Regions from separate parts of the Homo sapiens genome. Here region 2 is linked to region 1. Evidence: read pairs that join two places in POLR2A ChIA-PET (ENCODE). Cell type or tissue: Caco-2. All regions are shown on one strand. Links, peaks and the distances in the headings refer to the core of each region. The heading gives the core; the rest is flanking DNA. Region 1 overlaps TGIF1 (TGFB induced factor homeobox 1). Region 2 overlaps DLGAP1 (DLG associated protein 1).

Region 1 (8,334 bases), core at 1-8,000:
GGATTTGGTGGCTTGAGTGTTCAATGCCTGTTGCTTCTCCCAAGGAGATACTGATTTTTTTTTTCTTTTGTTCCTGGAGACCGGGTCTGGCTATGTTGCCCAGGCTGGTCTCGAACTCCTGGGCTCAAGAAATCCTCTCGCCTTGGCCTCCCAAAGTTCTGGGATTACAGGCAAGAGACATTGCTCCCAGCTCAAAGGAGAACTTCTGGTCAGGAAACTTGTTGAGTTAAATTTGCTTTTTCCTAATTGTGCATCTCGACTTTTCCCATCAATCTTATTTCTAGAGTCTCTTCACAACCGGTGTCTCCCTGCCTCCCTGTCTCATGATGTTACCGAGCTATTCAGAAAAGAAAGTGCAGGGCTGGGCGCGGTGGTTCACGCCTGTAATCCCAGCACTTTGGGAGGCCTAGGCGAGCAGATCATCTGAGGTCGGGAGTTCGAGACCAGCCTGACCAACATGGAGAAACCCCGTCTCTCCTAAAAACACAAAATTAGCCGGGCGTGGTGGCTTTTGCCTGTAATCCCAGCTATTCGGGAGGCTGAGGCAAGAGAATCGCTTGAACCCTGGAGGCGGAGGCTGCGGTGAGCCGAGGTTGCGGCATTGCACTCCAGCCTGGGTGACAAGAGCGAAACTCTGTCTCAAAAAAAAAAAAAAAAAAAAAAGAACGTGCAGGAACAAGGTCGCTGCTTAGGGCGGTGGGATCCTCAGGCCATGTTGTGGCTTTCTCCACAACATTTCCTTGTATGTGGATAGCGTGAAAGAAGCTTGTGATCCTGCCCCCACCCTCCCCACCGCCACATTTTTTAAAGTGTAAGCAAAGCAAGACGTTTGGAAACAAGTCTTAACCGGGAAACTTTTCAAAAGCGCTGTTACAATAGGAAATGAGTAAGGAGGAAAAAAGTCTTTGTTTTTCCAAGCTGAGCCACAACTAGGAGGGAGAGTTTTAATGAAAACAGTCCTGACAGCAGCAAACGTGGTTTTACTGCAGTGAAATATCAGCTGGCGTAGCCAAGGCACTGAAGTCTTAACTTCCTGTTACTTCAGCTTTTGTGCACATATTGGAAATATTTGTTAAGAGTTCCAGAGGTCTGGCATTCATTTATTTAAATGAACTGAGAACAGAGTAAAGTCGCGCTGCAGTTTGGTGTTGCTTAACTGAAACCTGCTTTTGTGTGTCACTAACCTATTCTGAAAGATCAGGCTTCTTGTCAAACTAGGCAAGCAGATCAAAGGGCAGCCTTCAGGGGCTTTTTTTGTTTCAAACTCTTTGTGATTACCAACTTACAGTTGGGAATTCACTGTTCAATGAGCAAATTTTCACACTTTTTCTAGATTAAAAAAAGGAAGGAGATAATAGCCTTGAGAAGAATGTCTGGCTTTTCAGACGTTGGAGAGTTTAAACAAATTGCTTTATTCAAATTTGCTTTAGTCATTTAATTAACTTAACACTTTTTTTAAAAGTTCGATTTCTTTAATTATTAAAGCCAATGTGAGACAGGAACTCAGCTATAATTTCTTTAAGCTATTTTATTAATAGTTCTTCACCCAAATTTCAATATAGGTTTTGAAAGTCTCATCTTGCCAATAGTGAAAGTAGTTTCAGTTTTAAATGGGCACTTTTAAAAACCTTTTTAAAAACTTAAATCATCAGGGGAGGGGAATTTCAAATACATGGCAGTTAAAACTTAGGATTCTTGTGCAGTTTATTTGTAGCTGTTTGTTAAGCTGTGAGCTAAAGTGAATTTGCAAGATCATCCACCTCTTTGTTAGAACTTTACTTTGTCTTTGGAGAGTTCTGCCTTTTGTAGGAATACCCTGCAGCACCTTCTGCCCCCTGCAGTCCAAAACTAAAAATGTGTCACCAAGTCAGAGTCATTAAAAGGGTGGGAAAAATTCCTTTAAAAAACACGGTGTTTAGCTTAAGAGGAATATTCCGTGTTTATTTCCTGTCAAGGGGAACTGGCTCAATTAAGGTCAAGTCATATTTTCAACCAAAATTACATACTACAGAGGAAAGAAAGCATACAAAGCTAAAAATGCTTACCTTTACATTTTTGTTATTTTAATTACTTCCCCTAATATAGAAGTACTGATTTTTTTCAAGCATGCCATTGTTTGTAATTCATTTCTGTTTTTAAGATTCTAGATTGTCTACAAGCAAAAGAATGTATTTCTTTAGTCATTCGGAGTAGCCTGCTGTAGTTTTTGAAAGGTGGAATTAATAGCGTTTGTTATTTAATTTTTTTTAAGTTCAGAATGATGTTTAAATATCTGTAAAGGCCAGTTCTGGAGCTTTATTGAACCCCGTCCATCTGTGATTTAAATATTCTCTATGGCTTGTGAATTCTTAAAATTTCTGGCAGGATTAAAGTACTTACAGCCAAAAGAGCTTCCTCTGGGGCTTGCATATTCAGTTTCCTTTGTCATGTAATCATTTAAGACTGAACTCTGCTTATTGATATGTAGTATTCTATTCTAGGTTGAGCTCAAACTGGTAGCTGAAATTTAGGAGACATTTTTAATTCATTTAGTATTAGGCATCTTTTGACCTTACTAAAGTACCAGTAGTAGAAAAATATTTTTGTGTGATGAAACTGAAAACATCAGTGGTCGTATTTAATAAAAGGTGACTAGTACTGCCCATTTAAAGTAGGTGTCTAACTTTGAATAAATGTGGATAGCAATGAATAAGAAATGACCATGCATGGTGTTAGCAGAAAATTTTAACATGTGTTTTACCTTTAGAATACTAACTGGGTTCAGCGTAGTATGTAATTTTCCTTCCTTATATCCATGAAAAAAAATGTACGAGTGCTCCCTTTCATTTCAAACCTTCAGTAGAGGAAGGAGGAAGAGTAGCATTTAAAATGTACATTAGGACTGGTTAGGTTGCTTTTCCTAGTTAGCACTGATCTTAGAAAGAAGGTTGGTAGGCATATTCCAACTGCCACAGCACCCTTCCTGTTTCAAATGTGGCAGGTTATTCATTTTGGGTGCAGTTTGTCTCCTCCAATGATTAGACGAAAGAGTTTTCTGACCATCATTCAAAAGGAATGTGAGAAGTTAATGAATCCTAGAGGAAAGCGGCTGAGAAAAGGCATCTGGCATTTGGTTGAGAGCCTCCTATGTGGTGCTAGTCAAACTACTTTTACTTGGACCCTGAATTCAGGACAGAAAACACTGCTCCTTCTCCTCGCTCTCAGTTGTTGGGAAAGCATGGTTACATTGAATGGTCAGCGTTAAGTGAGCTTTGCAATAGTTGCTGTGCTTATAAAGCAACTGACAACTGGCCCTTGTCCTTTCCTAGGTATTGTTGCAGCATCTGGCAGTGAGACTGAGGATGAGGACAGCATGGACATTCCCTTGGACCTTTCTTCATCCGCTGGCTCAGGCAAGAGAAGGAGAAGGGGCAACCTACCCAAGGAGTCTGTGCAGATTCTTCGGGATTGGCTGTATGAGCACCGTTACAATGCCTATCCTTCAGAGCAAGAAAAAGCGTTGCTGTCCCAGCAAACACACCTGTCTACGCTACAGGTAAAGAAAGAGAGCGTGAGGTTTATGGATGCATTTTTAGTTTCAAAGTCATTTTATGGCATTCCTGTGTGTCAAGTCATTAAGCTCCTTGCCACTCAAAGACAGAAGGAATATCTTTTTATTGTAAACTTGATAGTGTTAAAAGCTAATAACTAGCTATTTAGAGAACACAGAAACACTTGACAGTCATCTATCAGATAGCATTTCCTTTAATGCCTAAAAGAACCTTCCTTTATGCAACAGACATTAAAAGGAGGTTAAACCTTACTCTATTGTCCAGGAAACTGGTTTGATATTTAAACAAGGACGACTTCAGTGAGGTAATTCATGTTATGTCTGTTGACACAGTCATTTGAACTGGGAAAAATCAGTTACTGGGAGGAGTGGCCCTTTTCATAAGGAGAGGTTTTCCTGTAGTTGATTAACTTAAATGTTGGGGCAGTAGGTGATAGGTTAAAATGGGGAGAGTTAAAAAGTAAACCTCTCTCTCAAATCATTTTTAAGCATTTGAGATTGTATGTCTTTTTCTTCGTCCTGAAAAGGTTTAAGTATGAAGAGACAAAAAAGGAAATTTGTATTAGAAACTAGAAGGCTTATGACAGGTGGTAGCTTGCTTTCTTGGCGGAGCTCAGATACCTTGAAATAACATTGTAAATTCAGATAAGGCTTTTCATGCTTTCTTTAATTCAGAGAGCAAGATCAATTAGGTACCCCATAGAACATTCTCAGAACCCGTTGGCTGAGTGAATGAGGAAAATGTTAAAGCGTACCGATATGATTTCAGGTCTGTAACTGGTTCATCAACGCCCGCCGCAGGCTCCTCCCTGACATGCTGAGAAAGGATGGCAAAGATCCAAATCAGTTCACAATTTCCCGCCGTGGGGCCAAGATTTCTGAAACGAGCTCTGTGGAGTCCGTGATGGGCATCAAAAACTTCATGCCAGCTCTAGAGGAGACCCCATTTCATTCCTGTACAGCTGGGCCAAACCCAACCCTAGGGAGGCCACTGTCTCCTAAGCCGTCATCCCCGGGATCAGTTTTGGCTCGTCCATCAGTGATCTGCCATACCACTGTGACTGCATTGAAAGATGTCCCTTTCTCTCTCTGCCAGTCGGTCGGTGTGGGACAAAACACAGATATACAGCAGATAGCGGCCAAAAACTTCACAGACACCTCTCTCATGTACCCAGAGGACACTTGTAAATCTGGACCAAGTACGAATACACAGAGTGGTCTTTTCAACACTCCTCCCCCTACTCCACCGGACCTCAACCAGGACTTCAGTGGATTTCAGCTTCTAGTGGATGTTGCACTCAAACGGGCTGCAGAGATGGAGCTTCAGGCAAAACTTACAGCTTAACCCATTTTCAAGCAAAACAGTTCTCAGAAATGTCATGATTGCCGGGGTGAAGGCAAGAGATGAATTGCATTATTTTATATATTTTTTATTAATATTTGCACATGGGATTGCTAAAACAGCTTCCTGTTACTGAGATGTCTTCAATGGAATACAGTCATTCCAAGAACTATAAACTTAAAGCTACTGTAGAAACAAAGGGTTTTCTTTTTTAAATGTTTCTTGGTAGATTATTCATAATGTGAGATGGTTCCCAATATCATGTGATTTTTTTTTTCCTCCCCTTCCCTTTTTTTGTTATTTTTTCAGACTGTGCAATACTTAGAGAACCTATAGCATCTTCTCATTCCCATGTGGAACAGGATGCCCACATACTGTCTAATTAATAAATTTTCCATTTTTTTTCAAACAAGTATGAATCTAGTTGGTTGATGCCTTTTTTTTCATGACATAATAAAGTATTTTCTTTAAAAATTGTTGTAATTCAGAGTATTTCTGTTGAGGGAGGTGCTTCTTAAAAATAAGTAGGAATATAGCACCCCAGTGAGCAGGAAGCTGGGGGGGTAGGGTGCAGTGTTAGGGGGTGTCACCAGCTCTTTGAAAACCTGTGGACAACAAGCCAGTTTGCATAAACAGGATGTGTGATATTTACTCTTGATAGGAGGCATAGCAGGCCCTTAGAGCTTTACTTAAACTGCATGGCAAATTGAAATGAATCATTTTAGTGTTTAGCTAGCCACTAAATCCCTTGCTGATCTGTCCTGCGTAGTTTAAAACGTGGCCATGTTATAAAGAAAAGTCTTGAAGCATCCGGTTATTGCTGAGTTTTCAGAAGAAAACAACGCAAGCAATCTCTTGCCCTTTTTCCACGTTACCCTTTAAAATAACCTTTGTTCAGTGGTACATTTAGTTAAGGCATTTGTATTCAAATGTAGCATAGTATTTGCAGAGAAATTACCTTTTAAAACATCTCAAAAGTGTTTTCTAAAATGATGAAATAAACGGTGGGGTTCTGTCTATGGTGGGATTGTCAGTTTATTAGGTGAGTATTTTCCAAGGTCTCAGTTTGTGAAAAAATGGTGCTATGTACAAGTGGAGTTTGTTGGGATAGACAATCACTTACAAAGCCCAGATGGCCAGAAGGGAATTGGTGTTGCTCCTTTCACTTGTATGGTTGAGCAGATTTGTCACATGCCACAAAACCATTCTTTGTAGTCATGCTTAGTATGAGCTTGCTTTGTTGTTACGGTCATGTTCTTTCCAGCCCTGCCCCAGCTATGAATTGTCTAAGTGTGAGGGAGCATCAGAGCTTCAGTATTGTTTAAAGAATGTAGAAAAATACAAATTTGTCTAATTTTGAAACTATTTTAGAAAGTCCCTACTGTAGAAAGAGCTAAACTCAAAGACTTTCCTTGTAAGTGAAAGAAAAAAACTGCTGATGATTACCAAGAGGCGTAAGAAAATTAGGTGAGGGAATGTTGTGCTCTAGCCTGTGGGGTGCAGCTTCGTAGGGCACATCAGCTTAGAATGGTCTGGCCTCACCTCAGAGAGTCACAGAAATAGACAAAAACCCAAAAAGTACTAGTAAAGTAAATACAAGGAACAAAATAAACATTAATAAAAATGAATGACGCAAAGGTGATCCAGAATCATTACTTGCTCCAACAGCTAGATCAAAGGCTGAACATTTTGCTTTAGTATAGATGAGGGAAATGAGCAAGTCCTAAAAGGTTTGCCCTGTTACGGTGTTTCATCACTCATACTGGAAGGAGAAGGAAAGGAGCCATATGACTCATTTAAAAGAAAAACTGTAAGTCACCTTAAATTCCCTATGTTTTACTTCATTTTTTCCCTATTGAGGTTGTTACAGGTCATGGTTGATAATAGTTGGTGTTGAATGAATGTAATCCATTATTTAAAAACAGGTACATTTAAGTGAAAAGATAAATGTAAAAAGCTGTTCATATCAAAGCCAAATAGAAATGATTTTTATGCTTATAATTTACATGGTGCAATATATCTTTTTAATTTGTTTACTTTTCACCTATTTGTGTTTTTGAAGTTCATCCCATAGCATATAGTTTGGGTCTTGCTTTTTTATTTAGTCTAATGATCTCTGCCTTTTACTTAGCATTTGTCAATTTACATTTACTGTAATTATTGATATGTTTAGATTGAGTTTACCATTTGGCTTTTTTCTTTGCTCCTCTTTTCCTGCCTTCTTTCAGGTTGAATATTTTTATTATATATCATTATATCATTATTATTATATATTATATATCATATATTAAGATATATGAGAATATCAGCATTCTCATATATATAATGTCTTTTTCTCTGATTTTGTTTTAATTTCTCTTTTTAAAAAAGTATTCTTTTTTTTTTTTTTTTTTTGAGACGGGGTCTCGCTCTGTCACCCAGGCTGGAGTGCAGTGGCGTGATCTTGGCTCACTGCAACCTCCACCTCCTGGGTTCAAGGGATTCTTGTGACTCAGCCTCCCAAGTAGCTGAGATTACAGGCATGCACCACCATGCCAGGCTAATTTTTTTGTATTTTTAGTAGAGATGGGATTTCGCCATGTTGCCCAGGTTGGTCTTGAACTCCTGGCCTCAAGTGAATTGCCCTCCTCAGACTCCCAAAGTGCTGGGGTTACAGATGTGAGCCACCAAGCCTGGCCTATTTTTATAGATTTAGGGGGTACAAGTACAGTTTTGTGTTTTAATTTTTCTATTGGTTTATAAACTATACACCATATTTTTAAAATGGTTCTTCTAGGTATTACAGCATACATCTTTGACCTACTACCATCCACTTAGGGTTAATATGATACAGCTTCATAAAATACAGAACCTTGGAACAGTATAGTTCCATTCACCCTCTCCTCTCTTCCTTGGTTTTTCACATATATTACAGCTACATACATAATAAACGCAACAGTACGATGCTATCATTTTCACTTAAAACAAGCGTCATTTAAATGATTAAGAGAAAAAAGAATGTATCTTTTATATTTGCCAAACATTGACCATTTCTGATGTTCTTCATTGTCTCCTATAGATTTGAGTGACATCTGAGGTCTTTCCTTTTCAGCTTGAATGATTTCTTTGAGAACTGTAGTCCAGTGACAAGTTTAGGCTCATTGAAACGCTTTGAAAATGAGTTCATGGAAAATGACTTTATTTCACTTTAATCTTTGAAGGATCATTTCACTGATGGGGAATTCTGGGTTGATAGCTTTTTTTCTTACAGCACTTGGCAGGCATTTATTGTCTTTTGGCCTCCATTGTTTCTGATGAGACATCAGCTGTCATTTGTATCATTCTCATAAATATAATGTCTTTCTCTGGCTGTCTTATTTTTGAATTTCAGCAGTGTCACTAAAATATGCCTAGGTATGGTTTGTTTGTACTTATTTAGCTGGGGGTTCATTGAACTTTTGGA
Region 2 (8,340 bases), core at 238-8,237, 230 kb after region 1:
TTTCTCAAGAGAATAGCATGGCCATTCTTCACCAGGGGTCTTGGTCGAGGTTGTAGAATCTGTGTGGCCCTCCTCTCTCTAACGGTTGGCAAAATGGTGATAGGCCAGTAGGTGACAGGACAGCCTGGCTGGACATCTCCATCTGTCATCTCTGTTATGGTTGGGACCTCAGAAGGGAGCGAAACAAAACCAAAAGTCATTCCAAATTGCTTAGGGTTAATTGAAGGAAGCCACAGGAAGAGCAGCTATGAACTCTGTCCTCAGGGCATCCACAGAGTGTGGGGACCTGGAGAAGGAGCAGTGGCAGCCACAGGCCTGAGGGCAGAAGGAAGGGGTACAGGTGAGTACAGTGATCACAGAGTCTCAGCTTTCTGAGAAAGTCATGATTTTACCTAATCTATTCTGTTGTCAGACATGTTCTGTTCTTTAACCCTCAATGCTTAGCCATTGAAAATTTGGAGGCCGGGCGTGCTGGCTCACGCCTGTAATCCCAGCACTTTGGGAGGCTGAGGTGGGCAGATCATGGAGTCAGGAGATCAAGACCATCCTGGCTAACATGGTGAAACCCCTGTCTCTACTAAAAATACAAAAAAATTAGCTGGGCGTGATGGCGGGCACCTGTAGTCCCAGCTACTTGGGAGGCTGAGGCAGGAGAATGGCGTGAACCCGGGAGGCGGAGCTTGCAGTAAGCCGAGATCGCGCCACTGCACTCCAGCCTGGAAGACAGAGCGAGACTCCGTCTCAAAAAAAAAAAAAAAAAAGGAGGAAAAATACTGTTTGACTCATGACTCATGGTAGTGTTTTTCACAAACAAATGCTATCATTTGCACACTTGGGCCTAGGAAGAATGAAGAAGCCTGAATCTATGCTGCAAACTCTGGTTTCCACAAGCCTCGTGAAAGATGAAGAAAGAAGGCTAAGAAGGCTTCCTCCCAATGGGATGATGGTAAGTCTGAAATCCCAGTTGATCTGGTGAGATATGAAAAAGGGTGAGATAATTGTGCTGAGAAATCATCTCAGTTTACAGGCACGCACATCTTCAACACAAAATGGAGGCTGATGAGAGTTCAGTTCAATGACTGTTTCCAACACTAGAGTGGGGCTATGAATTGGCATCATCCTAGAGAAATTTCAAGTGGCTTAAGTGGACTTGAAAACAGTACTGTCCTCTCACTTTTTGTCATTTAGTTTCTTAGAGTCAGAGATAATGTCTAAAAAAGGGCATTTCTCATAATAATTTGTGACCAGGAGAATCAATAAAAAAGGATTTCCCTTGCCAGGATTTTCAGAGAGAAAACTATGCTTACAGTCCACAGAATGACAAATATTCATTGTGTGATGCTAATAAAAGTGTAAGGCATTTTAAAATTCAAGGGTATTTTCTTATAACCATCTTCTTCAAAGAACTTTGATCTCTAGTTACCTTATATGATTGAAAACAATGACTAAATGAAATGCTTGTCTCCTCCAAGAATGGAATATAAAGTATTTACATAAATCGATATTGCTGGAAAAAAATCTGCAGATTCCTTATGCTTGGGTTCACATGAAATAAGTAACTTTCTTCCCCAAAAAGCCAGCTGTGTGATTACTAAGAGACCAAGTCACATGGTTTGGATCTGTGTCCCCCTCCAAATCTCATGCTTAGTTGTAATCCCCAATGTTGAAGGTGGGGCCTTGTGGGGAGTGATTTGGTCATGGGGATGGTTTCTCGTGAATAGCTTAGCACTATCCCTTCTTGATATTGTCCTCATGATAGTGAGTGAATTCGTGTGAGATCTGGTCATTTAAAAGTGTGTGGTGGCTGGGCGCCGTGGCTCCCAGCACTTTGGGAGGCTGAGGTGGGTGGATCACTTGAGGTCAGAAGGTTGAGACCAGCCTGGCCAACATGGTGAAACCCTGTCTCTACTAAAAATACAAAAATTAGCTGGGTATGGTGGCACATGCCTGTAATCCCAGCTACTTGGGAGGCTGAGGCAGGAGAATTGCTTGAACCTGGGAAGCAGAAGTTGCAGTGAGCTGATATTGCACCACTGCACTCCAGCCTGGGTGACAGGCGAGACCCTGTCTCAAAAAAAAAAAAAATAAAAAAAAATAAAAATAACGAACGAACTAACTAATTAACTAAATAAAATAAAAGTGTGTGGCACCTCCCCCTCACACCTCACACTCCCTTGCTCCTGCTCTGGCCATGTGATGCACCTGCCCCCTCTTCACCTTCCATCATGATTGTAAGTTTCCTGAGGCCTCCCCAGAAGCTAAGCAGATGCCAGCATCATGCTTCCTGTTCAGCCTGCAGAACCAAGAGTCAATTAAACTTCTCTTCTTCATAAATTACCCAGTCTCAAGTATTCCTTTATAACAATGTGAGAATGGACTAATACACATGGCCTTTTTGGAAAAGCTCTAGATATAAAGTCTGAGGCCAGAGGTTTAGATGTGTGGTACAGAAAATACACGAGAAAAGAAGTTGGGCCCGATCCTCTCTCTGTTTCTGATTTTTATAAAGATGCTATTCATTTATGAGTCAGAAGGCCTAGATTCAAGTCCTGACTCTCTCTAAGAAGGTGTTTGGCTATGGTTAAGTTATTTTGGTCTTAGTTGTGTAATCTGTAGTGAGGCAGCTACTCTAGATGAACTCAAAGTTCCTGTCGGCTGTAGCCCTCTGAGGACTGGTGTGGGGTGTAGGCACTGGCCTCTAACTGGGTTCTAGGGAAAGCACTGATAACACAGGACTCCTAGAGCATCCTCATTATTTATAAGCATTATTTGATTGATTGAAGACTAGTATCCAAAGCTTGTTTTCTTTCTTTCTTTTTTTTTTTTTTCTGAGATGGAGTCTTGTTCTGTTGCTCAGGCTGGAGTACAGTGGCATGATCTCAGCTCACGGCAACCTCTGCCTCCCAGTTCAAGCAATTCTCCTGTCTCAGCCTCTTGAGTAGGTGGGATTACAGGCGCGTGCCCTCACGCCTGGCTAACTTTTGTATTTTTAGTAGAGTTGGGGGTTTCACCATGTTGGCCAGGCTGGTCTCGAACTCCTGACCTCATGATCCACCCGCCTCAGCCTCCCAAAATGTTGGGATTACAGGTGTGAGCCACCGCACCCGGCCATATCCAAAACTTTGAGGAAGAAAATCCATTGAGTGGTATGTTTCCTACTGAGTGCTCTTACTGATCAGTTACAGAGAAGGAGCTGATGGTAGATGAAATCAGGTGAGAAAAGGTCAAACATCAAGAGAACACATCAAGAGATGTAGAACACATCAAGAGATCAATTTAGTATCTCTTTATAATAAACAACCCAAACCAAAAATACCAACAATATATAAGCAAGAACTGTTCTGATACAATCCTGTAAAAATAGCTTTATTAAAACCTAGCCTGAAGTTTTACAGAGAAAAGATTAGACTTAGAAAGCCTCCAAATCTATCAAGAGAGAAACTTTTTTTTTAAAATCTCTATTTGGGATGATAGACGATGCATTTCAGTTTCAGAGAACCAGCTAAAAACCAAGGATGAAATAATAAGTGCTCAAGTGGGCTAGAAATAAATATAGCTGCTGTTTTCCCTATATGAGGGATGTGCAGCAGTAATGAGGCTCAGACAAAGGATTATCATCATAGAGAGGAAATGAGGCATTAAGCAAATAATTAAAGAGTATTAAATCATCTCAGAACACTTGTAAGACTGTAAAAGGCAAACATCGTTAGCAGTATTGTTGAGAAATGATGGTAAGAAAAAGGAAAGGAAATACAGTTAGTGTTTGGGAGGGAGTGTGGTATTGCGATCTCTTACTAGAGGTATGTTTTTTGGGAAATCACTTACTCTTCAAGATTCTTAATTTTTTCATCTTAATGAAAAAATTTCATCTTGCTCTTAAGATGGAGCAAGTAATATCTCCCTCACTGGGGGGACACGAGGATTAAATAAGGGCACAGAGAACTGGTTCTGAGACATTAAGCCGTCAGTAAGTGGTGCCTATTGTTATTCAGGAACAGAAACAAGGTGATGTTTGATCCAGCTAGTTAAATAGCTGTATTCTATCACTGATACAAAAAATGCACTCTAGGAGAGATGACAGCTCGTTAAAGTACCATATATTTATAATATGATTGGGTAAGGTTTTTTTTTTTTAATTAAAATTTTTTTTCCTTTTCTTTTTGAGACAAGGTCTCACTCTGTCCCCCAGGAGGGAGTGCAGTGGTGCAATCACAGCTCACTGCAGCCTCATCCTCTCGGGCTCAAGCAATTCTCCCACCTCAGACTCCTGAGTAGTTGGGACTACAAGGATGCACCACCATGCCTGGCTAATTTTTTTTTTTTTTTTTTTTTTTAGCACAGATGGAGTCCTGCTATATTGCCCAGGCTGGTCTTGAACTCTTGAGCTCGGGTAATCCTCCTGCCTCAGCCTCCCAAAGTGCTGGGATGAAAGATGTGAGCCACCACACCTGGCCAAGATGTTTTTATTTAAGCCATACTGCTTTGAAAATTAGTGATCTTCCACTTTCATTGCATGAATCATTCACAACAGGAAAAGCAATTCACCCAAGATTCTACTATTCCAATGCTATAGGAACTAATCCTCTATAAGAAGTGAAAGAAGAAAAGACAACGGGGTTGGGGCACCCCTTCAGGGCAGTTGCGGTGTTCACTGACAGAGACTAGGCAAAACCTGGGAGGGAGGGTCTTTCTCTACAGGAGAAAAATTGCAGAGATTCTGATGAAACAGGAAAAAAAATGTCACTTAGACCACACCTGTATGTAAAAGGTCATCATTAGCCATCAACATTGCAACCAAAATCGTGTAAGGAGGGAAGGCAGCATAGTTTAGTAACTTATTTGATAAAGTCAAACAAGGATTTGCATACAGTGAAAATTTTCTAAGGATTGTTCAAATGAAAAGCTGAAAACAGTAATCCTGTATTGGGTATTCCTTTTAGTAGCCACAACTTAATGTTTGGCATTATTTATAAAGCGCTAATTTTCCCCTGTAAACATTTGGAATAAAAATATTGAGTATTGCTGAGAAGCCTGCATTACCTTGTAAAAAATAAGCATATCTTCCATGCTTCTTGATTTTAGTTATTGCCTTAATAAGGTTTTTTGGTAAATGTATCACATGGTAAAAAGTGGATTTAAGCATGATATATCAGCAACCAAGAGAAAGGAGCACGACATGGAGCAAGGTGTCTTTCTCTAGTATTAAGTGTCTCATGGTAAAAATCCAAAGATGGGGCCTGGTGTGGTGGCTCATGCCTATAATCCCAGCACTTTGGGAGGCCAAGGCGGGTGGACCACTTGAGGTCAGGAGATCGAGACCATCCTGGCTAACACAGTGAAACCCCGTCTCTACTAAAAAATACAAAAAATTAGCCGGGTGTGGTGGCGGGCACCTATGGTCCCAGCTACTTGGGAGGCTGAGGCAGGAGAATGGCGTGAACCCGGGAGGCAGAACTTGCAGTGAGCCGAGATTGCGCCACTGCACTCCAGCCTGGGCGACAGAGCGAGATTCCGTCTCAAAAAAAAAAAAAAAAAAAAAAAAAAAATCCAGAGACGGTACCCTTTAATTATTTATTTATTTTGTAGAGATGGGGATCTCACTGTGTTGACCAGGCTGGTCTCAAACTTCTGGCCTTAAGCAATCCTCCTGCATTGGCTCCCCAAAGTGCTGGGAATGCCATGAGCCACTGTGCCCAGCCCAAGATGCTACCCTTTAAATCCTCATTATAAGACAAGAATAAACCAAGAAACCTAGGAGCACATTGTATAATCAAACACAATTGCTCTTCAAGGCCCGTGCCATCATATAATGATACAGTAGCAAAATTTAGAAAGGGAATGCTGTAGGCCGGAGGCAGTGGCTCATGCCTGGAATCCCAGCACTTTGGGAGGCCAAGGCAGGAGGATCACCTGATGTCAGGAGTTCGAGACCAGCCTGGCCAACATGATGAGAGCCCGTCTCTACTAAAAATACAGAAAAATTTAATTGGGCATGGTGGCACGTGCCTGTAATCCCAGCTACTTGGGAGGCTGAGGCAGGAGAATCATGTGAACCCAGGAGGCAATGTTGCTGTGAGCTGAGATTGTGCCACTACACTCCAGCCTGGGTGACAGAGGAGACTCCATTTCAAAACAAACAAACAAACAAACAAACAGAATAAACTAAAATAAATAAATAAAATGAAAATAGAAAGAGAATGCTGTGTAAGGGTATTTCTTGGAAACCTGACTGCTTTGATCAAGTATGACACCCTTTCAAAAAGCACTAGGAATCCCTAACAGATTCCTTCAATTAAGGAATCATGGGGGAAGGTTGTTTAGACAGCTCTTGTTTTGAGAACTGTAGCAAAGCACACTGTTAACAGAATTAACAGCATTATTTAAAGACTATGTTGGTTATGATAATAATAAATATTGCATATTTTTATTCAGTTTATATATTGTAGGGCAAAGACAGTGTTCCCTTATATCAATGCTGTGCATAGCAATGGGGGCTCTGTACAAAGATGTTTCTTTCCTGAGATTTTTTCTTTTGTCTTGTGCATTTTCACTATTGAACAAGAGACTTTAGTTGCCCCAGGAAGTGAAGAGATCTAGCCTAGATCAAAGAAATCATTGGTCAGGTTCTCAGTTGACTTTTAAAATCTATAAAGTAGGGTGCATACCACATGCCCTCCAAGAGTGAGTAGGAAGGTGGGATCCTGCACATAGAACAGATGTTCTAGAACAGATGTCAGAGGCTCTGTGGGAGGCAGAATAATGCCCCTCCCCCAGAGATACATAAGTTCTAATCCTGGAACCTATAAATATTATCTTATCTGGCCAAAGGGTCTTTGCAGAACTGATTAAGGATCCTGAGGTGGTGAGATTATCCCGGATTATTAGGGTGGGCCTAATGTCATCATGGGGTCCTTGTAAGTGGAGGGGGAGTCAGAGTGTTGCAGGCTAAGAAAGACTCAGTGAACCATTGCTGGCTTTGAAGATGGAAGGGGCCAACAGCCAAGGAATGTGGGTGGCCTCTAGAAACTGGAAAAGACAAGGAAATGGATTCTTCCCAAGAGATTCCAGAAGGAGCAGAGTCCTGCTGACATCTTAATTTTAGCCTGGTGAGACCTGTATCGGACTTCTGACATTTCAGAATTCCAAGATGATAAATATGTGTTCATCTAAGTCACCAAGTTTATTACAGCAGCCATAAGAAGTGAATACAGGCACTCTCTCTTACACTTTTGTATTCAGTTCACTTTGAGGTGCTTCAGCCTGTGGGTGCCCAGGTAGGAGGCTTTTCTGATTATATGATCTAGTTTTCTCTGAATTAGCTTCATGAAATGGACAGATGGTGTAAAAGAATTAACGATAATACCAATAATGTAAGCATACGCCAACAACATAATAAAATGTTGACTTGCTTTGATATAGCTCTTCATTAATTACTTTATAAACATGATGATGATCTTATCAGATCTGACAAGAAATTGGCTTACAAATTTAAAATCCTTGAGAATTTTGAAGAACATTTACTCTTTAAAATGAAGAACTAAGTCTTAATATATGAAGCTTTATTAACTAATTATATATAGTCATCACAATGGAAAAGTACTTTCAGAAATACTTGAAGATATAGCTATGAACTTAAAAACAATAACTTGCAAAAGTGTATACAGGACTTTCATAGAAAAAACTCAGAACTCAATGCCAAAAAAATAAGCAAAACAAATTTTATACCAGGAAGTGCAGTATGTATATAGAATGTAAAAAGGGCCGAAGTAAACAAATGACCAACCTATAACATTGAAAGAGAAATTCTGACCAAACAATAGCTTTATAATAATGAGTATAATTATCCCAATCCTCAGAGACTGTTTTTTTTTTTTTTTTTGAGACAGGGTCTCGCTCTGTCACCCAGGCTGGAGTGCAGTGGTGCGATCACGGCTCACTGCAACCTCTGCCTTCCAGGTTCAACTGATTCTCCTGCCTCAGCCTCCCGAGTAGCTGGAATTACAGGCATGCACCACCACGCCCAGCTAATTTTTGTATTTTGTTTTAGTAGAGACGCGGTTTCACCATGTTGGCCAGGCTGGTCTTGAATTTCTGACCTCAGGGGATCCAACGGCCTCGGCCTCCCAAAGTGCTGGGATTACAGGTGTGAGCCACCGCACCCGGCCCAGAGACTGTTTTAAAATTTAATCACAAGATAATTCTTTCTCATCTAAAATGGATATAGTTAATGGTTATCAAATGTGAATTTCTTGATTCATATGAAAGAATCTGTATGACTTAAAACCAGACAAAGATGTGAGATACAAAGTAGAAATCCAGCCCTCTAAAGGGAAGCAGAGG

What was found. ChIA-PET counts read pairs that join two places held together with the same protein. Peaks named below come from ENCODE experiments on the same cell type or tissue, not always from the same donor. Only the 100,000 strongest peaks of a DNase experiment are listed, where the experiment ranks them.
Region 2: POLR2A ChIA-PET joins it to region 1 with 15 read pairs; 8 of 35 experiments call an interaction of 5 or more read pairs at or near these places.

What each region holds. Positions count from the first base shown.
Region 1 is chr18:3,453,046-3,461,379 of GRCh38, forward strand. TGIF1 (TGFB induced factor homeobox 1) reads left to right here. Exons shown (of 3, transcript NM_003244.4): 2 at 3,309-3,535; 3 at 4,320-6,933. The coding sequence ends at 4,895. Among named protein-coding and RNA genes, the nearest start is that of TGIF1, 7.0 kb to the left of the region's middle. RefSeq lists enhancers at 1-307, 2,172-2,791, 4,573-5,133. In Caco-2, for the core only: CTCF peaks have their summits at 1,848 (motif pointing left) and 2,055; DNase peaks (open chromatin) are centred at 696, 1,126, 1,836, 3,456 and 1 weaker place; H3K4me3 peaks cover 1,772 bases.
Region 2 is chr18:3,680,046-3,688,385 of GRCh38, forward strand. All of the region lies in intron 7 of DLGAP1 (DLG associated protein 1), which reads right to left. Among named protein-coding and RNA genes, the nearest start is that of DLGAP1-AS6, 31 kb to the left of the region's middle. In Caco-2, for the core only: no CTCF peak of the experiment used is centred there; no DNase peak of the experiment used is centred there.